Regions from separate parts of the Mus musculus genome. Here regions 1 and 2 are each linked to region 3. The links are chromatin loops, found by intact Hi-C in ENCODE. Cell type or tissue: heart. All regions are shown on one strand.

Region 1 (8,000 bases), 110 kb after region 3:
GTTTGTTTTCAAATTGGGTTTTTTTTCCAGGGGGTGGCGTTTGTTTGTTTGTTTGTTTGTTTGTTTTGGTGTTGTTGTTGTTGTTGTTTTTAAGCCATGCCTCACTGTGTTTCTCAGACTGGTCTGGCCTTACACTCCAGATCTCCAGATCCCCATGCCTCAGCAAGCATGCGTACCCCGGACTGAGACTGTGTAGTCATGTGCCCCTACACCTGCCACCTAGAATCACAAGTTCTGAGAGCAAAGTTAATGCTTGACAGCCATCAGCTATAGACTGAGCCAATATCATTCTGTGACCTTGTATCAGAGGACGATGGAAAAATGAACGTCCAAAGACTTGCATATATATGCCCAAAGAATCTTGGGGGTGGGGAAGGGGGCAGGTTCAGAAAAATGCCCCACAGCAGTTACTCCCTTCTTTTTGCCCTTCATCTTGCTTACTTATGAATACTCAGGCAAGAAATACACACACACACACACACACACACACACACACACACACACACACACATATATCACATATATGTTGTATTTTATATATGGGCTTCAAATATGTTATATATATATATATATATATATGGGCTTCAAAACTCCAGGGCTGGATGTCAGTCTGTCTGGTACTCTTAGGCATTTAAACAGAACAAATTCTCCTTGCTCAGTTGGCATTCCTGTGATGCTATGGGGCAAGGGGACTCCTAACAAATGTGGTCATGGTCCCGTTCACCTGGGGAAGGTAACGGTCAAACCGAGACGCTTCAGAGGTTTGGAGTTACCGTGCTGTGTAGAGCTGGGCATTCCTGAGCAGAAATTACCTCGGAGAAAGGAAGGGAATTGGTGTTGGCCACTTCCCCGCACTGTACATGGCCTCTGAGTCAGCTGTAATGAGCTCACACTTCTCACGACCTAGGAGGGGGGGAGCAAGTCTTAAAGCAGCCCCCACCGGGTTCCTGAAACAGCCCTGGCAGCATGCTAACAACACTAGCCACTGCCTTTAATAACAGGAAAAATGGAGCTGCGAGGAACCCGTGGAGCTGTTAAAGACCCTGACTCAGAAGAACTAGCTGGGGGCTCAGTGGATAACGGCTTCCGTTGCTAAGATTGATAATCTGACTTGGATACCCTAAACCCACAGGGTTGAAGGGGACAGCCAGCTCCTGAAAGTTGTCCTCTGACCTCTAGACATGTGCTGTGGCATATATACACCGCCCCCCATACATACACACACTGACACACAAATAAAAAATGTGATAAAAACTATTTAAACCTAGGCAATTATTTGCACAGTGACAGTGAGTAATATGGAGCGTGGCCATTGAGAACTATCTGACCTCATGTTGTGTTGGGTGAAACCCTGGCCCTAATGATTACTAAGAGGCAACAGGCGATCCTCCGCATAGTGTTTCTGTCCCTCAGTCTCTCTTTCTGTAAAGTTACTGTGCTAAAGAATTGCTTGAAGGATTGAAGGAGTTACCTTTAGAAAATTCTTGGACCTAGAAAATGATGTAGCTTTACTCTCCAGGTTGTGCCCTGACTCACAGACTTACCTACATTGCTAGTTACAGTACTTGACAAGAAGAATGGCCTGAGAGAAGTCATTATTAATATCCACCGTTGCCTTGGAGACTGCAGGATGCTATGATGTGGGGGAGATGAGGAAGAGCTGCCTTGCTCACACACGCGATTCCTTGTCCATTTAGGATGGCAGTGAATGTCAACCCTCAGCAGGATCAATGCAGATCAAACTGGACCTGCTGGCCAAAGGGCCACATGCAACCCTATGTCTGTCAAGGAAGATCGGACTCCAGCATGTATTCAGCCTTGTGTTCGGTGGTTTCCACACCCGCCAAAACCCTGGGTGGCTTGTAAATCTAGGATACTCAGAATCTGCTCCCTGCCCCCAAGAGAAACGATTTGTCATCCCCTCATTATGGTAATACTTAAAAAGCATGACAGTATCTAGCAAAAGGTTTTTGATCTTTGCCTTTACAGTCAGTCTTGGTCACCAATGTCTTTTTTCATGGCAGTTTTCATTTGGAGCCTTTTCGGGGGGCAGTCTATCTGTGATGAGCAGCTTCTGCGTTCAACCTGATTGAATTAAGAGAGATGATGTGGCAGGTATTGCATGAAATATTTTAAAAATCTGCCAAGTCCCCATGCTCTATCCAGCTACCCTTTGCCCTCCAATTCTGCTGCCTCCTCGGCTAGCCCCATACAGTGACCGATTGCGGTCTTCCCAGCTCTGGTTCACTGCCTCAGTGCTGCCTTTACTCTCTCATCCATAAACCCTGTGGTCAGCAGTCCCACATTCCAGTAACCCCGTAAAACAAAACTCTAGAAGCTTATAATTAACCAGTCAGATTTATATATCAATAAATTCTCAATTCACAAGATGCCCACACAATAATTTCAGGGCCAATTGATAATGGTACAAGTTGTCCACCTAGATCAAACAAGTTATCCTGATTATTCTATCCCTATATGATATTCATAACTACCTGAAGCTATTTAAAACCACGTGGGATCAAGATCTTCTTCCTGTCTGTCTGCCATTTTGCTCCTTCCTCTCTCTCCTGAATTGTGCTCTCTATCTGCAACTCTTAGCTCCGCCTCCCTTTTCCTTGTCCAATCACAGGCCTCCTGTTGCACTAATATTTTAATGTAATTGGACAGGGGAAATTCTGCCACAGCAGGCATATTACTAGGTGTTTGTGAGGCCATTTCCGGAGAGAACTAACTGAGCAAGATGTCTACAAGCAGCCATACTCTTTCATGGCCTGCCTGCTGCCATGACTTCCCCAGACACAGTGGACCGCATTTTCTAAAGACTACACCAAAGTAAACCCCGCCTTCTTTAAATAGAGTCCTCTTGGGCTTTTGATAACAACAACACGCAAAGAACTAACACACAAAACCTGCTAATTTGCACGTGAGCCGTGCTGAAATCCCCCATTTCTCCCGTTACTTAAAAGTTTATGTGTGTGTGATTTCAGCCATATGGAGTTCTGTTGGGGGAGATCATGCCTAGTTTGAACATGTGGAAATTATTTTAACTTAAATGTATTAAAAACTAACAGATGATTTCATTTCTTCTACGTGCAAGATCCTGCCTTTGGGTGCCAGAGCACATGAATTAAACAGGTTTTAAAATCACTAATGTTGAGCACAGAAAGGGAAGCAGAAGTGAGATTTAATTAAATGCAGTATTAATGGTTGTCACATATGAAAATTAAGAATGTACCAGAATAGCAAAACTCAAGAAAGGCTCATGGATTCCGTGACCTGTTTTTCCATTCCCTTAAGTCACATGATTAAACTGTTTAAGTTTCAAAACCAAAGTCCTGTGGCATGTTAGAAGACAAGTATTAGCTTAACGTGTGCTCAGAGTTTGGAGAAAAGAAAATCCCCCTGGAGCTTCAGTAATTTCATATACTTAATTAAATATTTGGGAACTTGATATGCAAATAAAGTAGACTGAGTTAACATGTCAAAAGGTGGGGCTGCAGAAATGATTCATGGGGTAAAGAGCTTGCTGTGCAAGCTTAAGGACCTGAAACCAAATCTGCAGCACCGGCCTAAAGACCAGGAGCAACAGTGTCTGTCTGTGAGCCCAGTTCTGGGAACAGAGACAAATAGACCCTGGAGGAGGGTTAGCTGAAGGCTCAGTGAAAGAACTGTCTGAAATATGAGAGAGAACGCAATTAAGGAAAGCACCCCCCCCACACACACACACAGTGACACAAAGATACACACACATCACAGACAGACACACAGACATACAGACACACACACACACAGAGAGAGAGAGAGAGAGAGAGAGAGCCATGCATACCCATATATACACACAAAATAGCAATACTAAAACATTGACCTGTAAGTAAAAGTGAGGCCAGCCCAGCCCAGCCTTGTTAGCTCTGGCTGGGATGGGAAGGAAATGACCTCATCAGAGAACCTGAGCTGCATTGTGCTCCATCCTTGCCATTCTCTGGGGGACACAGATGTTCATGCCTCACCGAGTCTTGGGCGTGCTTACCCAGGGCAGATCTGAAGCAGTTTTGGATTGTTTTCAGTGCTTGGCTGGCTCCTGTCCTGGCCTGGTTACCTTCCCACCAAGTATTTCCCTTTGTGCCAGTGCCAGGTTTAAGATGATGCAGCGTTCCACACCTCTGCTATCCATGGTGACAGCCCCCAGCCACAGGCATCTGCAGAGCCTGTGGAATTTGGCTCATGCTGCCGAGGAAGTGAATTCTACATTTTGTTTGGTTTAGTTAGATTAAAATGAAATGCAAGTTGGGTGTGGTAGCTCAGCACTTTGTGAATCTGAGGTGGGGTGATCACCAGAAGTTGGAGGCAAGCCTGGGATATAGTGTGAGACTCTGATCCAGAAACAAACTAACAAAAAATTAAGTTGTCACAGGAGGCAAGGATTTATCATATAGGACATCACAGGCTCCAACTGAGCTGGTTTCAGACTCTCTGTACTATTTAATTATTCGGTTATCATTCATTGTTTTGGTGAGACAGGATCCAGCTGTGTAGTCTAAGTTTATTTTCAACTCCCAAAGTAGCTGAAGCTGACTTCCAACTTGGGATGCTCCTGCCTCAGCTCCAACGTGCTAAGCTAGGCTCACAGGGGAGCAATCGCCATGATGTCCTTGAGATTACAGAGAGCAAAAGAAAATGTAGAGTTTGTTTCTACAAATGACACTGACTCTTTTTTATAAAATTATCTCTTGTGTGTATGTGTGTATGTGTACACGTGTTCAGATATCCAGGGAGTAGAAGGAGGCCTCGGATTCCCTGGAGCTGGAGTTACAGGTGGTTGTGAGCTACCTATGTAAGTGCTGAAAGGCAAGCACAGGTCCTCTGTGAAAGCAGTATATCCCTCACTGTGAAATTGACTCCTTTTTGTTTTTTAAAGTTTTAATGTTTTATGTTGTATATGTATCTAGCTGTTTTACTTTCATGCATGTCTGTGTAACATTTGTGTACATGGTGCCCATAGATGTCAGAAGAGGATATTCAATCCCCAGGAACTGGACTTTAAACCACCATTTTGCATGCTGGGAATTGAACCTGGGTCCTCTGAAAAAGTAGTCAATGCTCTTCACTCCCGAGCCATTTTTCTAGCCCTAATAGTGACTTTCCAGTGAAGGGCTGACTGTATAAGTGTTAGATTTGACCCATGCCAATGTACCTTAGACTACACTCTCTTCATACTACGTTTACCGACTGTGCCTGTGTCTTGTTTCTGAAGGTCTCTCCGTTCTCTCATGCTCCATTGATAACTCAGTGAAAGAGCCAGGGACACATTCAATGCAGAGACTCTACTGTGGCTTTTTTTGGTTACTGTCTTAGTTAGAGTTTTACTGCTATGAATAGATACCATGACCAAGGCAACTCTGATAAAGGACAACATTTAATTGGGGCTGGCTTACAGTTTCAGAGGTTGATTCCATTATCATCAAGGCATGGTGCAGGAGGAGCTGAGAGTTCTACATCTTCATCTGAAGGCTGCTAGCAGAATATTGACTTCCAGGCAGCTAGGATGAGGGACTTAAAGCCCACTCCCTAGGCTGAGCATGCACAAACCATCCCAGTTACATTGAACCATTCCACATCTGAAGCCTGGGGCAGTAGATTCGTGGACAGCCTCTGTATGTTCCTTCTACCATTACTTCAAACCTAGTTTTACCAGACAAAAGCTCATTGTCTAGTAAGAACGAACTAACACATCAGTCGGGTTAAAGCTGAGAAGCACGTTTAGGAACTGAGAAGTCCTCAGAATGCAGAAGTTTGTAAGGACACGTCCGTGCTGCAAGGTTTAAATGGGATGCGGGTTTATACAATGATTAGATTTATGTGTGTGTACAATGTTCAGAGGCACACAATTTTTGAGATGGCCAACCTGTTTATAAAAGTAGATAAAACTGACTTTACAACAGAGAGAATTTCCAGAAAAAAATATAAGATGGTGAGTAGACCCATAACCTAGATCTGTTCGTTGAGCGTTCATCTTGTCTATGTGGTGAGGCACTTGTTAAAGTTCTGTCAACGCCACGCATGGCTGATGTAACCACATTCCTCAAAGCAGCTCTGTTACTGTCTTTTCACCAAGCTTGCTCACAATGAGGCCGGGAAGTTGTTTTCTTGCTCTGAGCTTCAGTTCCCCATTTCAAATAGGGAGACGGAACACCTGAGAGACCTATCACCCGTGACTTAGGCATGCTGCCCCTGCTGGCCTTCACCGGGCAGTTGTAAGCAGGAAGGAAATGTGATTTTAAGAGGTTTTTTTTTTTTTAAAGATTACAACGTGCTTCATATGATATTAATTCTTACTTAAAATGTAATTCTACATTTTAGAGCGATCACCCTAGGGAATGAAGCCACCGATTGCTGCCTGTAGCCCACCCTCTTCTGCTCGCTTGTTAACCATATCACTGTTTACTGCAGAATTGACCCTACATAAGTGTGTCTTGAGTCAGGATAGAGAGAGAGAGAAAACAGGAAGGAGACAGGGAAGGGAAAGGAACTTCTCACTCCAACAGGCGGAGGGTTGAGGCCTTTCGCCAGCTGAAAATCAAGAGTTCCATGGAGCCTGAGAGGTGTGTCCGGGGTTGACAGCATTTGCTTCTCTAGCAAAGGATTCCAGGTTGGTTTTTCAGCATCCATGTTGGGCAGCTCACAACTGCCTGTAATTGCACTTTTAGGGAACCTGAAACTTTCCTTTGACCTCCAGGGAAACACACACACACACACACACACACACACACACACACATGCACGAAGATAGATAGCCATAAAGTATAAAAAGTACATATGTGTGTATACTCAAGCGTACATGTCAGAGCCTGGGAGTCAGGGAACAACTCTCAGGAGGTGGCTCTCTTCTTCCACTGTGTAGTGCTGGGGAATTGAATTCAGGTTGTCAGGCGTGCTGACAATTGTCCTTACCCCACCCCCTCCCAAGGCATCTCAGTAGCCCAAATTTTTTTAAATGAAATTCATAGGAAAATGAGAGCCTAGGAGAATATTCAAGTGGACACATGTGAAGGTCATTTCTAGTACTCCAGGGACAACGGTGGCAATTACGATGAAGTGGTCGAGGCTATGGATTATTAGTAACCTGCTTATTGAGAAAACTACAGAGCCGGAGTTCAAGCCCCAGCAGCTGTATGAAATCCAGGTGTGGAGTTAAGCCTGTAATCACACGGCTGGCGGTGCAATCAGGCCGATCAAGGAAATGCCTCCTGAAACAGCAAGTCCCAGGCCCAGTGGGAGGCCCTGTTTCTAAAAGGTGGAGAGAGTGACTTAAGAAGACACCTGAGGGAGGTCACCTGCTCCTGGACAGGTGAGAAAGTGAGAGGTGGAGGGAAGTGTTTCAGTTCATTCTCTCTTCTTGGAGTTTCTCAAGAAAATGATTAACATAGACATAAGCCCAGCATTAGAAGAGAGAGATGATAGACAGATGACTGATGAAAGATAGATTAGATAGATAGATAGATAGATAGATAGATGATAAATAGAAAGATGGTAGATGACAGATAGATAGGTAGATAGATAGATGATAGATTGATGATAAATAGATAGATGATAGATAGATAGATAGATAGATGGATAGTTGATAAATAAATAGATGACAGATAAATAGATGATAGATAGATAGATAGATAGATAGATAGATAGATAGATAGATAGATGATAAATAGAAAGATGGTAGATGATAGATAAATAGATAGATGATAAATGATAGATAGATAGATAGATAGAAAGATAGATAGATAGATTGATTGATTGAAGAAAGGGTTAGTCCATACTCCCAAGGCATCAGTATGGACTTCTCAACAGAGAAAGCTATGAAGGGAAGACCCAACACATTTGCTATAACAAAGAAATGTAATTCGGTAAAAGTTGATGCTTTCATAGCGAATCGCATGCTTACAAACTCTTTGAAGTGACCCAAGAAAAGAAAGAAGTGAGAAGACCTAATACACTGCATTTTA
Region 2 (8,000 bases), 53 kb before region 3:
TGACTACCAAAAACCCCAAAGGCAAGCCCAGCAGTTTCCCGATATGGAAAGAAATGGATCCCTGACTTTTATTGAGGAGTTTTCCCCAGTGCTGTGAAACTGTAAAGCACCTTTCTTCAAAGCTTGGTGGAACACACCATAGGAATATATCTGCAACTGCTTTTGAAGAACTCCTGTCTATATATTTTGCCACTTGCTTGGAAAAAGCATCATAAAAATTGTTGCATTTACTTGTGAGAAAACTAATTCTCAAAATGGTTCTAGAATTTTTCTTTCTTAGTATTATTTACTTAGTGAGTGGAAGCAGATCACAGCTGCTTGTAGCTCTGGCCTGTAGGTCTTCTCTTTCTCTGCCTTCATTTGCACATCTTCTGGGTCCTTAGAACTTCAAATGAAGTCCATAGCTGATGTCTTAATTGCTTTCTGTTGCTGTGAAAACACCTTGAGCAAAAAAGCAACCCGAGGAGGAAGAGTCAGGCAGGAACTCAAAGCAGGAAGCTGGAGGCAGGTCCAAAGCAGAGGTCATGGAGGAGTGTTTCCTACTGCTCTGCCTATGGCTTGCTCATCCTGCTTTCCTGTAGAACCTAGGACCACTTGCCCAGGAGTGGCACCACTACTGGGAAGCTGGGCCCTCCCACATCAATCATCATCTGAGGAAAGCTCCCTGCCTCCCACGTGTCCATGGGCCAATCTGATGGAGGCAATTCCTCTGTTGAGTTTCCCTCTTCCCAAGTGGCTCAAAGTGTGTGTCCAACTGACGATAACTAACCAGTCCAGTTAGATGTGGTGGCATATGCCTCTAATGCCAACACTGGGGACGGCACAAAGGAAGTAGGATTGTAAATTCAAGGCTACAGAGAAAGTTTGAGACCTTCCCAGACCTCAGTGAAACCTTGTCTGTAAACAAAGGAGTGAATGTGACCTCGGTGGCAGCAGGAGCCCCTGTACCTGTCCCCAGGAGCCCCTGTACCTGTCCCTAGGCAGCATCGCAGGCTTCACAGCAGACTCCAGAGTATGGCCTTTAAACAAGACCCGTGCTTCAGGCTCACGTTTCAGAAGCACTCTACTAGAAACTGATAGACGCAATACTCTCTCCTTTCAACCAGATGTCAGCACACAGTAACCTTCGAAAGTCTCGTGGATCAAGCCCCTAAAGGGACACAGATCAGGGTATTTCTTATTCTGTGGGTCTGAAGAGAAATCTGTTCATATTTACCTCTTGAAAAGGAAAAAAATGCATGTTTTGTTTTGTTTTGTTTTGTTTTGTTTTGTTTTTCGAGACAGGGTTTCTCTGTGTAGCCCTGGCTGTCCTGGAACTCACTTTGTAGACCAGGCTGTCCTTGAACTCAGAAATCCACCTGCCTCTTCCTCCTGAGTGCTGGGATTAAAGGTGTGGGCCACCATGCCCAGCTTTTTTACAATTGCATGTGTACCCCATCAGGAAAGAGGGAGGGCGTGTTAATGTCCCTTTGCACCAGGGTGACAGTAAGTGGGGTGGGCAAGCAACCTACTGCTTGAAGGATTTCATTAGAACTTCTCTGTTGATATAAACATTTAAATTGAATGTTCAATGTCAAGTAGATGCTTGTGAAATTAAGGCTCTCCCATCATGCCCTGTGCTGCGTAACAATGGATGGTGTTCACTATTCCTAAGAAAAATGATCTATTGGAAATCAATGCTGTGTCCAATTGTCCAATTGCTTTGTTGATAACCAGTTAGATGAGACCAGATAAGTCATTTTAATTGCTTCCATTCTGCATTCTCCTGCCAGCAACTTTAGATTGGCTCATCTTGATATAGCCTGTCCATAGTTCAGCACAGAACTGGCATTTTAAAAGTCACTGGCAATAGAAAGTTTGAAAGGAAAAAATGACACCCCCCCCCCCACACACACACCAAGCTGTGCCTTGACCCCTGCACCTCTTTGTGAATAAATCCTCAGGGCCCTTCCTTGTACTTAAGGTAACTGTTTCTTCTTTTCCTGAGCAAGACAGTACCTCAGAAACCTCAGAAACAACAGTCTAGCACAGCCCCCAAATGAGATATGTGCCACTGAACGCCCAGAAGTGGCTGAAGCACTCCCAGGGAGCCATGGAGTAATCTCGGGGCTATCATGGAGTATCAGGGTGCGTAGCCTGCAGCCAGGAGCTTTTCTGATAAAAGAAAAATTATATAGTAACAGACCCTGGTCCTTGAGGAGTAGAGAAATTGTCACTGCTCTTTTATGCACTGTGAGTTTTCGCCTAATGTAAACTCCAGCAGTCTTCCAGCTCTCCACCTGCAAGCTAATCAAGGCTCTTTGGTTCTTACAGAGGACAGAGGTTTAATCTTGGCTTCCTGTCCCCAAAGATCTGTCTCTCTGTGTGGCAGAGATCTCATACGGGACCTGGAGCTCTAGAATGATGGTTGCCACGATTTTGGGGTACATATCAGATAGATGCCTTGTGAGCTCCTAACAAGAAGGAAGTGAAGTGTGTGTGTGTGTGTGTGTGTGTGTGTGTGTGTGTGTCCACAGACTATGAGTGGAGGTCAGAAGGCAACTTTGAGAGTTGGGAGACCAAACTTAGGCCATCAGTCTTGGCAGCAAGCACTTTTGTTCATTGGGCAATCTTACTGGTCTTTTACTTAGACTTTCTTTCTTTCTTTCTTTCTTTCTTTCTTCCTTCCTTCCTTCCTTTTTTTTTTTTAATAGAAATAGAAAACCAACTTAATACTGGAGTTCACAATCCTTGATCTATAATGTAACTCATTTTACAAACCCACAATAGCTCTACATGGAATATTTTCTATATTATACTGTATTATCTAGTATATATAATATACTTCCATGTTGGAAGAGCTAAGTAACACCCACAGCAGTTACCACCATGTGTAGCGAGAGATGGGTGGTCTGTTCAGAGCCTCAGAGCTGATTGTGGGGTGTAATCACGAGCCTTCTGCTTTGGGGTCTAACGACGTGTTTGGAAATGTGGGTGTGGCTGACTTCTCCACAGTCTGAAGGTTTCCACTGTTCCAGATGGCCAGTAAGGAATGCGTGGCCCACCTCTGTGGGATTGAGGAAGCTAGGTGGTATTTCTCGGCAAAGAACACAAAGGAAGTTATTTATGACTTATGCGTTCTTTCAGGTACTAGGGGTGTTTGATTGTATTCATAAGTCGTCTATGAAACAAAATAATGTGTTGGAAAAGCAGAGCTCACTCACGGGGATAGTGATTTTCCCGAGACTAGAGTGTCGAATGACCCCTCCGGGGAGTAGAGGCACTGGCTTAGCCCTGGCAATGCTACAATAGCGTGCCTTCTATATCAAGACTCTGAGGCACCAGGCCGTAGAGCCCCGGCTGGCGCACTGTGAGCACAATTTAGAGCTTGTGATGATTTGAATGAGACACATCTCTTAGGCTCCTGTGTTTGAACACGGCCCCAGCTGGTGGCGCTGTTAGGGAGGGTTGTGGAACCTTGTAGGTGGTGAAGCCTCACTGGAGGAAGTGGGTTACTGTAGGCTGGCCTTGAGGTTTTATGAAAGCATTTCCGGTCTCACTTCATTCTCTGCTCCCTAACAGAGAAGGGACCATTCCTAAGAACCAGCTCCCTCAAGATCCTGCCTTCTTGTATTCGCCATCTGGAAGGACTGTTCCCCACTCCCAGCCGTACCCCTACCCCCACCCCCATCCCCACCCCTTAAGCCATGAAGCAAAATAAACTGGTTCTCCTTTAAGCTGCTTTTCGACCAGAGTGAGAAAAGTAATTCAGCAGAACCTAAAGAAAGGTGTCCTGCCAAGCCTGGCCAGTGTGAACAACAGAGCCAGCAGAGCCAGCAGAGCCAGCATTCCTGTGTTAGACTCTCGCCAGCATCTCAGGCATACCCCATCAAGAACTCTCTGCGAGACAGCCCTGCGGAAAGCCGAAGCCGAGCTGGTGTTTCTGGGGGCTACACTGGCACGGAGACATCAGATACCTCCAGAGCACAAGCAGCCAGGCACAAGTGCTCAAGCCAGTTAGAAACAGCGGCAGCGTCTAGGGAGAGGTGGAGTCCCCGGGTTTGTTGTTTTCCCCTATCAAATTTCTTAGAAAATAGTTGAGGTCAGCGTGTGTTTTGTATCACTTGCATGGAATGCAACAAAGAAGGAGGAGACCACTTTAGTATGAGCTTCGGGTGGAGGGATAAATTTTACTCTCTCTTTATGCTGTGGGCAATGTGTTAACATGCCGCTGGCTGAATTACCCTCGACTTAAAACACCTGAAAGCAATAAATCCAAGTCCTATCAGGTGACTCATGGGAAAGGCATGCCGCTCTCCTCTTCCAGTCCACAGTCCGTGAGTGTGCATGCCAACCACCATCACCTGGAGGCTCATTGAAAACGGTCCGCTGTGTTTCTGATTGAGTGTATTTCTGGGCTGGAACGTGGCCCAGGAATTTGCATAGCAAAGGAACTCCCAAGATGATGCTGACATTGCAGCTCTGGGGTCACCCCCTAAGAATCCTTGTCTTAAGTAAGGGGCTAAGTTGCAGAGCAATGGAGACACCACAAAAACCTGACACACTGACACATGTGTCTATGATCCCAGAGCTCGGAAGATGGAGAAGCCAGAAGGGGTGGAGGAGGTGGCAGCCTGAAGATCATAAGGAATAATCTAATACATATCAAGATCAAGGCCCCCCTTGGACAGCCTCAATAATAAACAAACAAATTCACTACCCCCCAAAAAAGGCTCTCTTAAACCCAAGATTACTCACACAATTCTCTTCTCGGGGACATACCAGGGATCCTACCTGTTAAGGTTCACAATATTAGCCCAACATTTAAAACCATTTTTAAGATCCAACAGATATGCCACATGTCCCACCCAAGAGCTACTGAGACTCACAAGGCTGCTCTGCATCCCTTGTGATTTTGTGCCTTATCAGTGTGGTGGCTCTCCTCCTGCTGTGGTTCCTTCCATTGTCCTTGCTTGAGCCCTGCCCTGTGAATGCTCTAACAATCATACCAGACATCACTGCTCTGTCCCTGCCAGATCCAAGTGCTGGTCTTGCAGCCCTTCTTTCCTTACAGTTTTCTCTCCTTATAGTTGTTCACAGAATAGCAGAGCTTCTCTGGCCTCCTCTTTAAAGATCCCACACCTTCCAGTGGGATGTACCTTTTGAAGGGCATTGTGTCAGGAGATGAAGAGTCTACAAAGAAATATGGTGCACAGGTGTGATGGAAGATGTTGACAGTCAACCTAACAGGGTTTGGAATCACCTAGGAGACATACCTCTTGGCGTGTCTGTGAGGAAGTTTCCAGAGAGGTTTAGCTGAGTCGGAAAGACCTGCCATGAGTAAGGATGGCACTGTCCCATGGGCTGAAAGCCTAGACTGAAGAAAAAGAGAACTTGAACTGGGCAGAAGAATTCATCTCTCCCTGCTGCCTGACTGGAATCTACCTCAAGCCCCTATGGCCATGCTTTCCCTGTGAACCAAAATAAACCCTTCCTCCCTTCGTTAAGTTTCTTCTATCAAGTAATTTGTCAGAGCAAGAAGACCAGTAATTCGCTGGGCTCCGGGTGGGGGTGGGAAAACGGCTCAGCAGTTAAGGACACTTACTGTTCTTACTGATGACCCAAGTTTGTTCCCCAGTGCACACATTGGGCAGCTCACAACCACCTGTATACAACCCCAGCTCCAGGGAACCTGCCTCCTATAGCAACGTCACTGACATGCACAAATGAGCATATACACAAGCAAATTCATACATTAATAATTAAAAAGTAAGATCTATCTGGGGGTGATGGTGCATACCTTTTTAATGACAGCATTTAAGAGGCACAAAGATGGGTAGATCTTTGTGAATAAGGTCAGACTCATCGACATCTGACTTCCAGGCCAGCCCAGGCTACCTAGTGAGAGCCTATCTCAATAAGTAAATTTTCAAACAAATGAAAAACACATAAACAAGAATTTTTTTATGAGGACAGTAATGGATTATTGTTTTCAGCCATTAAATAACCATATTTGGAAGAATTATCACATTTCTTCATTTTAGGGTTAATTTAATTAATTGAATAGGACAGGAAGTTTAGCCACAGTCTGTGTAGATCGCTCCAGGTAAAAGCACATGCCACACAAGGCTGATGACCTGAGTGTGCTCTCTGGATCCAAGGAAAGGTAGAAGGAGAAGTGACTCTGTGAAGTTGTCCTCTGAACCTTCGCACGCACTGTGGCGCACACACACACACTGTGACACACATGTATACACACACACACCACAAGTAATGATAATAACATTTTAAAGATCTGTTTTACTCTTAGTCATGTGCATACATGTGTGTTGTGTGGGGATATGTTCATGTGTATATAGGCATCTTTAGAGGCCAAAGAGGAAATCAGCTCTCCTGCAGCTGGAGATACAGGCAGTTGTGAGTTCCCTAATAGCTGTGGGTGCTGGGAGCAGAACTCTAGTCTACTGGAAGCACCCTTAACCACTGAGACATTTTGCCAGCTCAGAAAATGTTTTTCTTAAGTGTGTAAAAGATGTATAGATATAGATATAATGATATGTCTTATCTGATTTTATTTATGCCAATATATGTAAATACAAACAGATTTGGGATTATTTTCAAAATGTTCATAGAAATTACGGTTATGGTTGATTATTTTTTCTTTTTATAATTTTTAAGAGGGCTAGAGAGATGGTTCCGTGGTTAAGAGCACAAGCTGCGCTTACAGAGGACTGGGGTTCAATTCCCAGCACCCACATGGCAGCTCACAACTGTCTGTAGCTCCAGTTCCAGGGGCTCTGACACCTGCATACCAATGCATATAAAATAAAGTTAAAAAAATACCTTTTAGAATTTTTTTTAGGAAAACCAATAGTAAAGCAGACTCTCGGTTTCTTTTGTATTTTAAAAAAAACACCGAAGAATTAACAGCTTGTCAGTTTTTTAAAAACCTCAAGTTGCCTGCTTGATTATTGTTTCTGAAGTAATTCTTGAATGGAGGAGAATAATGCATTTTTTTTTCAGCTAAAGGAAGAAAGGGAGGAACATGAAGTCAGACCTTGGCAACAAGCTCACAGTCACGTTGTGCATGGTGTGGCTGCTAGCATGTGAATGAAGACCTTAACACCAGAATGCAAATGTGGCCTGAAAAGCAAACACAAGCCATATATCAAGGTTGTAAAATCACAGACCCTGAAGAAAACAGTCCCAAATGCGTATGTTTTAAATGTTGAAGTTCTTATATGACCAGGACCTCTGTATTAGTCAGGGTTCTCTAGAGTCACGGGACTTATGGGTAGTCTCTATATAGTAAAGGAATTTGCTGATGGCTTACAGTCTGAAGTCCAACTCCCAACAATGGTCAGCAGCAGCTGTGAATGGAAGTCCAAGGGTCTAGCAGTTGCTCAGTCCCACACGGCAAGCAGGGGAAGGAGAGAGAGTTCAAAGATCAACCCAGATGCCAACTTAGGAGGAAAACAAACAAACAAACAAACATGAGTTCCCTTCTCCCTTGAGTCTTCATGTTCCACTAACTGGTGTTGCAAGGATGTTCCACATAGACTGAGGATGGGTAAAATTTAGCCTCCAATGTAGTCAACAATGAAACTTAAAAAAAAAATCCAGTTATGTTTTTTGATATTTTGTTGTTGTTGTTGTTGTGTATGTGTGACTGTAAGAAAATGTGTGTGCAGGTGTCTGAGGAGACCAGAAGAGGGCATTGGTTCCCCTGGGGATGGAGTTACAGGCCATCAAAGATTGAGTGCTGCTGTCCCATCCCTGCAAGGGCTTCCAGTGCCCTTGACTGCTCACCCATCCTTTCAGGCCTATAAGTACCTACTTTATTTACTCCTCTGCATTAAGGCTTGCATTGGAACTGTTTTTCTTGCATGGCTATCCTCCCATCCTGACCTTCAGCTCTTATTCTCTGATGTGAGGCAGACCTGTTTGTCAACCAGTAGCTGGAAGAGAGGCAGTGGCAGGTCGCCTGTCTGACTATTTTAATTTTAATTTTTATGTGTATA
Region 3 (8,000 bases):
GGAATTCTCCACCAGCCTTGCCCTAGGATTACACAACCGTGTTGTGGCTCTTTTTCTGGGGGTTTATGGGGATCTAGCCTGGGCCCTTTGCATGTTAGTCAAGCTTTCTAAATCATAGAATGTGATGGGTTTTAGTGCCCAGCATGTTTTATGTGGGTTCTGTGATCAAACTCAGGTCCTCACACTGGCAAAGCGAGCCTGTTACCAATGCAGCATTTCGTCAGCACTGGGCTTTGCCTTTTAGCCATAGAATAGTTACTGTTACCTTATTAAAAATTTCTCAAAGTAAAATCAGCCACAGAATAGCATGTGAGAAATGCACATGGAATGTTCTTTGGATCCGAATCTATTAAGGGATATGACAGAGTATATTATGCCTCAAAATGGAGAGGGGGGTAGTGGGGAGAGGGAGACAGAGATAGAGACAGAAACAGACAGAGACAGAGAAACAGAGACCAGAGGGAGACAGAGACAGAGGAAAAGGAAGGGGAGGCCAAAAGGGGGACATATAAAGGAGAAAGAGAGTGGAGGGGAGAGGGAGGACAACCGAAAGTGGAGTTGTCAAGAAGATGAGCTGTAATAAAAACCAGAAATTCTAGAGCTGACATATAAACATCAAAATGAAAGTCAAGAGCCAAAAATAAACCCAATTAAGACGAGCATGAGGCAAAAGTCCACCTGAGATGGAAACATGGAAACAGCCTAACTTTTGTCAGTTAGAAAGACTCTTTCTCCCTAAGAAATCCTCCCCTGAGAATCACATTAGAAAACTTGTGTCTCTCTTATATTTGCAAGCCATTGAATGAATCTTTGGGTATTTTAAGTAGAAGAGAGTTTCAAAGGCAGAAAGAGCAGGTCAAGGCAATAGTCAGTCAGAGGAGAGAGCAGGAGCCCCACAATGGGAGCCTTAAGAGTTCTCAGAACAGGCAGGTCTCAAGAACGTGGGCTTTCCAGGACATCCTGTTCTTTAGTAAAATACAGTGTCGCAAACACAGATAGCCCCCTCCTCGGGAAAGGAGCTGCTATTGTTACATGCGAGAGGAGGTATGTTTGTGTTTGCATCTGTGAGCAGAGAGCACTGGGATTTGCTGGGAATCTGTGGGAACACAACTCACCCTGGGAGTCCTTCCAACTCATCGCAAGGGCCAAGCTGCTGTTACAGGAGAACATGAGGGTTTACCTTAACACCACTTGAGTCTTAACAAAAGAAGAACAACAGTTAATTAGGAAAAGGACTTTCTTCCAGAACACAGGAAACTGAGTCAGAGAAAAGGCTTGGTCTCAGCCACTACGGTCCACTTTTGGCCTGAATGAGATCACTGGGAAATACAGGCTGTTGGGAAGGCATTTTTCATTTGAAAGGAAGATATAGATGAGGGAGTGAAGAGATGAGTTGGTGGTTAAGAGTTCTAGGGGACTTGAGTTCAGTTCCCAGCATCCACATCAGACAGATCACAATTGCCTGTGACTCCAGCTCTCGATGGTCTGACCCCATCTTCTAGCCTTGGAGTCCTGCGCACATGCAATTCCAGACACATCTAGAAATAAAATTTAAAAATAAATAATAAATGACATATTTTTAATAGCGATTGGATGGGAACTATCCATAGAATTCAGTCAATAAGCCTACTAATTCTCAAAGTCTCCATAAAATAAAAATAAATACATAAAATAGCAAATCAATTTAAAAAATGCCAAGTTTGTAAACCGATGACAAGAGGACAGTAAGACCCACCACATTCGTTGGGTAGGAAATGAAGGAACAAATCCATGGAAGGTAGTCCTGGGGCCCCCAACAGCTAATATTCCTCACAAAAACCTTCTCACTAGCTGGGAAGACAGCTCAGTGGGCACAGGACTCACCTTGTAAGCCTGAAGACCTGGATAAGTTTGATTTCCAAAGCTCACACACACACACAAACAAAAACAGAAAAACCATGATGGCTTGCATCTGTAATCCTAGCTCTGTAGAGGCAGAGGTAGGGGAATCACTGGCCAGCCAGAGAGTCTACTTCATGAGTTCCGGGCCACTGAGAGACTGTCTCAAGAAACAAACAAACAAACAAACAAACAAACAAACAAATAAAACATGATGGATGGTGCCTAGGGAACAACATCCAAGGAACTCTGGCCTCAGAAGATACACACACACACACATGCACACATGTGGGTGCACACACATACATGTGCATGCACACACACCCTTCTCAATACATACTGTATAGTAATTGCATTCCTTTAAATTGAGAAGACGAAGTCAAGTGGTTTGTGTAACCAGAAACCTTACTAGGGAAAATCTCTCACAGGTTAGATGGAAACAGTCTTTTCTTGTGGCCAATTCTGACTCATAGCTAGATTCCCAAATTATATTGTATCTGCATTAAGCCCATATCCTTGACCCAAGTGTCATTCATGGTGATCAAGCCTTTAAGGCAGCTGTTAACAGCTGCCATTGATTAGCAGTAAGTGAGGGTTGGTGGCCTCTTCGGCTATGTCATGGCTACTCTAGCCCGTATATGTGAACATAGTGAAAGTTCACTTTCTTCTTTGGAAGTGAGTCATTTTTTTCTTTTTAAAGAGTTCAGCACAGGGTAGGGCTGGAGATGTAGCTCAGTTGGTGGAGAGCTTGTCTAGTGTTTGAGAAACCCCGGGTTTACTCTTGAGTACTGTATAAATCTGGCATGACAGTGCACTTTGAAAGTGGAGGCAAGGCGATCAGAAGGTCAGGGTCAGCCTTGGCTACAGAGCAAATTTAAGGTCAGCCTGGGCAACCAAAAACAAAACAAAACGAAAAGGTATCACAGGAAAAGTCAACACAAATGAATGGTTGCATCAGCTCCTTTACTCTGTCATATTTCATATCTATCAAGCTTCATTTGACTGACCAACTTAGGGAGTAATACAGGAAGTCAGTCCTGGCTCACCAGCACAGGAGAATCCGATGGCTACCTTGACACAAATCCCTTACTTAGTTTTGAACCTGTCTAAGGATGAAATTAAAACCGGGATACTTTGTTAGGTATATGCAACTATGATTGTTTTCAAGATGTCCCCTCAGAGTTGTAATTCTGTTAGTCTAGGAGTATGCTGGCTTCTCTCTGCTTCCCTCCCTGTCTCTCCCACACTTCTAAGCTCATAAATATAAATCAAGAGCTTGCAAACATACCCACAGTCTGTTGAACAATTCAGTGCCTCAAGACAACTGGATGGCGTTAGAAACTTGGCTGTCCCTCACCATTTGCCATGTTAAGCTCACAATTTATGCCTGCAGGTGGCTCCTTGCAAATGCAGTTAGGTGTTATACCCTTTGGGAAGGCTTGAGCGCGCCCAATTACCTGGTCTAAGGCTGTATTAATCCTGGTAATTTTCTGCCCGTGGGAAGAGAAGAAGGCAAGTTAAGCCAGAGGAAGTGAAATATGTCACCAGATGCACAGGCCACGGTGGCCAACGCTGTTCAGTAAGAGAGGGATTGAAGCCTGGATCCATTAAGTTCAGGTGGAGTTGGATCTTTCTGGGATCATTAACAAAGATTTGTTTCAATAAAGAGAGAACCTATTTCCTGTGTGAATGCTCTGGGGCTATTATAAAATATGGTGCTTTGTTTCTTCCAAAGTATGGCATCATAGTTTCGTGGAAGAGACACACGTTTGGAATGAGACCAACCCACATTTCCATCACCCTGTGAGATTTAATCCAGTGATGAATACTGCTGTCAGGGTTTGAATGTGAATGACCAAATACAAATTTCACAATTTTTCTTAATATTCATGGGGTCCAGGAACCACAATGACTAGAATGCTGTCTCATAAAAAAATAATATTTAAGATGTTCACCCTTGTAGACAATAAAACTTCAGAAAGGTAGGTAATACTATTTCAAAAGAACATCTCCAGAATCTCCTACTGGCTACAGAGTCGTGCACAGTAGAAAAAAGTGTTCATTACAGCTGTGGCCCACTGAGGCTGTATGGCTCTTTTATTTTTTTATTTTTTTCAGTTGGAAAATAAAAGCTGTCTCTGGAAGGCCATAGCTGAGAGACAAGGAAAAGAATGAATCTTTCACCTACTTCATTCTGGCACAGGACAGCTCCTCACACAGGAAACTACTTCCTTGTGTAGGAACTGCAAACAGGGGTATGGGGGCAGGGGGATAGCTGTGGCCAAGCAGCATTCGCTGGATTCCCCCAAAGATAAAGCCACAAACACTTAGGACTGAGCACTGACCAGTCGGGGGCACTGTCATTTGCATTGTGGAACTTGCATGTTGGGAAACTGTATATGTGTGGCTCCCTCTAATGGAAAGAGAGATGCTTCAAAATGGAGACCTCCAGAGCAGCCTTGCGCGATTCTACTGCTACTCTGTTCTCCTGATCTACCCTGCACCCCGCAGCACACCCTACAAAAATAGTTCCCTTCCCTTTTGATCTAAAGGGCAAAACCCCATCTCCCAACTCCCTGTTTCTCCACTACTGGCTCCTGAAACAAAACTAGGCTACTGGTCTCAAGCGATTGCTGATATAAGGTGGAAGAAAAGAGCAGCAGGCTTTAAAGGAAACAGTGAGAGGAAGAATTACATTTTTTAGGCACAGCAACAAGTTGAAAGAAATGGTTCTGAGTATGGTGATGCCCAGGTGTGTACCAGTTGACACATGTGCACTCAGAGTAGCCAGAAATCATTTCTGATTGGTCTACACTAACATAGTCTATCCAGCACCCAGAGAAGAACAAAGAAGTCTCTGTTATTCCCACAGAATGACAGAATAAGATGGCTGAATAGGACTCTCTGTCATCTCATATGCTGAGCTCAGCCTCCAGATCCAAATATCTAAAGCCTTTTCCCATCACCTACTAACTATGAGTTGCCCATGTGTCCTGATCCCTTGAACCTTCAAATGGACATAATGATGTTATTTTTCTACAGATGGCTCCTGAAAGTTAAATGGGAAAATCTGAGCAAGCACATGACAGACCCAGTGCTCACTCTTCATCACCTTTACATATGGGATCCTGGCCATCTCTGCTGTCCTTCACTCTGTTCCACGACTTGGTAAAATAGAGAGACCCTGTTGAGTAGTCCAACATGTTATAAACAAGGACAAGATGGTAAAGACATCACTGTTGACAGGAAAGCAAAGCCCTTGGGGTGGCCAACATGAGTGAAGCGCCTTTGAAGTGGTGTCTACACTCCTATCACTTTTCATGGGTCCACAGCCCAACCCACTCACTCACCTGGAGAGTTTTCTCCAATTCTACAACCTGGAGAAGGCATTCTCTGTATCTCTCAGGTGCTCAGATACATTATGGCTGTCCCTACTTTGAATACTTCATCTTGTTGTTATTGTTGTTAATTCCAGATTTCTCTTACCAGCTAATTCCAGAAATTTTCTAATGACTCATTTCTAATTCCAAATTAGACACAAGTACTTTTGCATGATAAATAGTTTTGTAAATGCTTACTTAACATTGAGATCAGCCAATATTTTCAGATAGTATCATTACTTTTGGTCAAAATTAATTTTGTTTTATTTTTAATTGTACACACACACATGCCAGAAAAAGACATTGGATTCCCTGGAGTTGGAGTTACAGAAGATAGGTGACAGCCCCACATGACCAGGGACCAAATGGATCTGACCATCTCTCTAGCCCCAACAAAATATCATTATGGACACTAAGACACTACACACAAAACCTGCTCAGGTACAGACATACAACCTTACAGTTAAAAACCTCACTACATAGTGGAAGTTTTGAAAGAAAACATAACAATGCTATATATAATCAGTGAAGGGTCTTAATAACCGTACCCTCCCTGTGACTCTCTAGAAAAGAACCCGGAAGACAGGGAGAGGTATGTGCAACCACAGATGACTGTATTACTGAGGGGAAGTCCCCTTCCTGTCATGAATAAAAGGAACCCACCTGACAAAGGCTCTGTGTTGGTGACAAATTTTCGTGGAAGTGCAAGTATGTGCTTTCAAAACTTCGTTCTCAGGAAGTTGTCGTAGGCTCCATCTTGCCTCTGGGACCCTTTACACACATACACACTCCATGGAGTAAAGATTATTCTGGGGTTCAGGCTGTAGTAAAGTACACAGTAAAGTTTATTACCCAACTCTACAAATTTCCAGACGGCCTTTTAAGAATATACAGCAAGACTTTCTGAAGTCGCTGGCATAAAAGGACCAAGAAAGCAATCTAGGGCTAGAGAGATGGCATGGCTCGGGGCTAGGGGTTTCTTTTCTCTTGCCAAGGACTAGAGTTCAGTTCCTATCACCAACATCAGGAGACTCACAGCTGCCTCTAACTCCAGCTTCAGGAAAACTGGACACTTTCTTGTCTCCACTGGCACCTGCACATGTGCAAAAGCCATACACGCACACACATGCACATAATTAAGAGACTTTTTTAAAAAAAGAATCTGATGGTGACATGTATGTCAGAAAATGGAGAGATTGAGAAACATTGCAATTTTCTTTTGCCTGTTCATTATTGTTATCACACACACACACACACACACACACACATTCACATTTTTGTGGATTTAGTAATTTTAAAATGCATGGCCTGAATCATGCCTTCCTGTTGTTTTTGAAGGGGGCGAGGGGGTGTTCAATTGGTTTTTGTTGTTGTTGTTGCTTTTGAAATCAGTGTAAGGTGACTTTTCTTTTGAGTCTTCAGAAGAACAATGATAAATTCCTTTAAAAGACAAAAGTGTGTTTTTTCCCAAATCTGTTGCCCAGAACAGACAAGCCAACATCTTCCCTAGGGAGAAAGGAAGAACAAAGGGTGCTGTCAACACAGGAAGGCTGCTGGGAGGCAGATGCAGGCCCCCTGCCACCCTGGTTAGAGAAAGGCAGGAAGCCAGGCCTGCTGGTCCTAGGGCTTCCAGGAGAAGCCCTCTGAGCACCCCGCAGGAGGGAGAAAACCCCCAGGCAGAGAAGAGGTGACTTCTTAGGCTGTTCTCTTGTCCTCCGTGTAAGATCAGTTTCTAAATCTGTGCAATCTCCCAAGGATAAAGGCCGACTCCCCCTCTCCCCAGGACAGTACTGGAAAGAGGGTGAAGGAACTTTACCAAGTCTTACAAAAACCATCTCGGATTACTTCAGACCAGCTCTACAGGAAAGGGAGTTTACATAGTCCATTTTCTGTGCTGACTTAGCTAGGGGAGACATCTGAGGACCAGGATTCTATCTCTTCATAGTCTCAGGGCAGAAAGAATCTACAAGGTAGGGTATGGAAGGCCCACATTAGCTATTTGCCATTTGTTTGTTTGTTCGTATGTAGCATCTTACGTGGCTCAGACTGGCCTCCAACCCACTAGATAGCAATAGATAGAAAACCTTGAACTCCTGGTCCTCCTGCCTCTGCCTGACAAGTGCTGTGATAGCTGGCATACGATACCATACCCACTTTGTGCCTTGCAGAGCTTGGAACCCAGGGGTTTGCAAGCACTTTACCAACTGAGATAGGACATTTCAGAGCGCATTACTCAGCTGCTGTGGGTCACACAGGAACTGCTGATGTCTGTCTCCCTGTGACAGAGGGCAGAAGCCAAGCATACAGTTCTGTGTCCCTCACCAGGTCTCTTCCTTCAGGTTCCCCAGCTCCTCACCTGGGTAGATGTCCATTAGAAAATAATCAACTGTGCCAGCGTTCCCTGCAAGTCGGTGGTGTGTTTGAAGTTGGAAGCATCAGGCAGAGGTTCCTGGAAGTTCCAACTTACTTTTGTGACCTCCAAGCCACAATCCTGGAGTTTTTCCACATTTACACGGGCTCTTCCTCCTTGATTAATACTCCTGCTCACTTTGGACTCTATGCCAGTTAGAACAAGAGCTGAATACAGAACTTACTTAGCTACTTCCTGGAACCATGAAATTCCAAATCGCTCTGATAGGTACTGAGAAGGCCTATGGAAGCTAGGCTGATTCCATGACAGGCTTCACATTGGCAGTTAAGGAGACTAGGCCTAAATCTCTGTTTCTAAGAACTGGGCAAGTC

The links. A loop is a pair of places that touch in the nucleus more often than their neighbours do. Peaks named below come from ENCODE experiments on the same cell type or tissue, not always from the same donor. Only the 100,000 strongest peaks of a DNase experiment are listed, where the experiment ranks them.
Region 1: it touches region 3 in a loop (2.0-fold over the local background); 8 of 42 quality-filtered maps call a loop at or near these places.
Region 2: it touches region 3 in a loop (2.0-fold over the local background); 8 of 42 quality-filtered maps call a loop at or near these places.

Annotation. Positions count from the first base shown.
Region 1 is chr9:116,215,042-116,223,041 of GRCm38, reverse strand. No RefSeq gene overlaps it. Among named protein-coding and RNA genes, the nearest start is that of Gm4668, 30 kb to the right of the region's middle. In heart, no CTCF peak of the experiment used is centred here; a DNase peak (open chromatin) is centred at 4,061.
Region 2 is chr9:116,379,853-116,387,852 of GRCm38, reverse strand. No RefSeq gene overlaps it. Among named protein-coding and RNA genes, the nearest start is that of Gm31559, 9.0 kb to the left of the region's middle. In heart, CTCF peaks have their summits at 3,423 (motif pointing right) and 7,678 (motif pointing right); DNase peaks (open chromatin) are centred at 3,432, 3,802 and 4,322; H3K4me3 peaks cover 739 bases; H3K27ac peaks cover 1,130 bases.
Region 3 is chr9:116,327,260-116,335,259 of GRCm38, reverse strand. It overlaps D730003K21Rik (a long non-coding RNA gene), which reads right to left and starts at 7,937. Exons shown (of 4, transcript XR_871324.2): 1 at 7,615-7,937; 2 at 5,922-6,079. In heart, a CTCF peak has its summit at 4,260 (motif pointing right); a DNase peak (open chromatin) is centred at 6,839.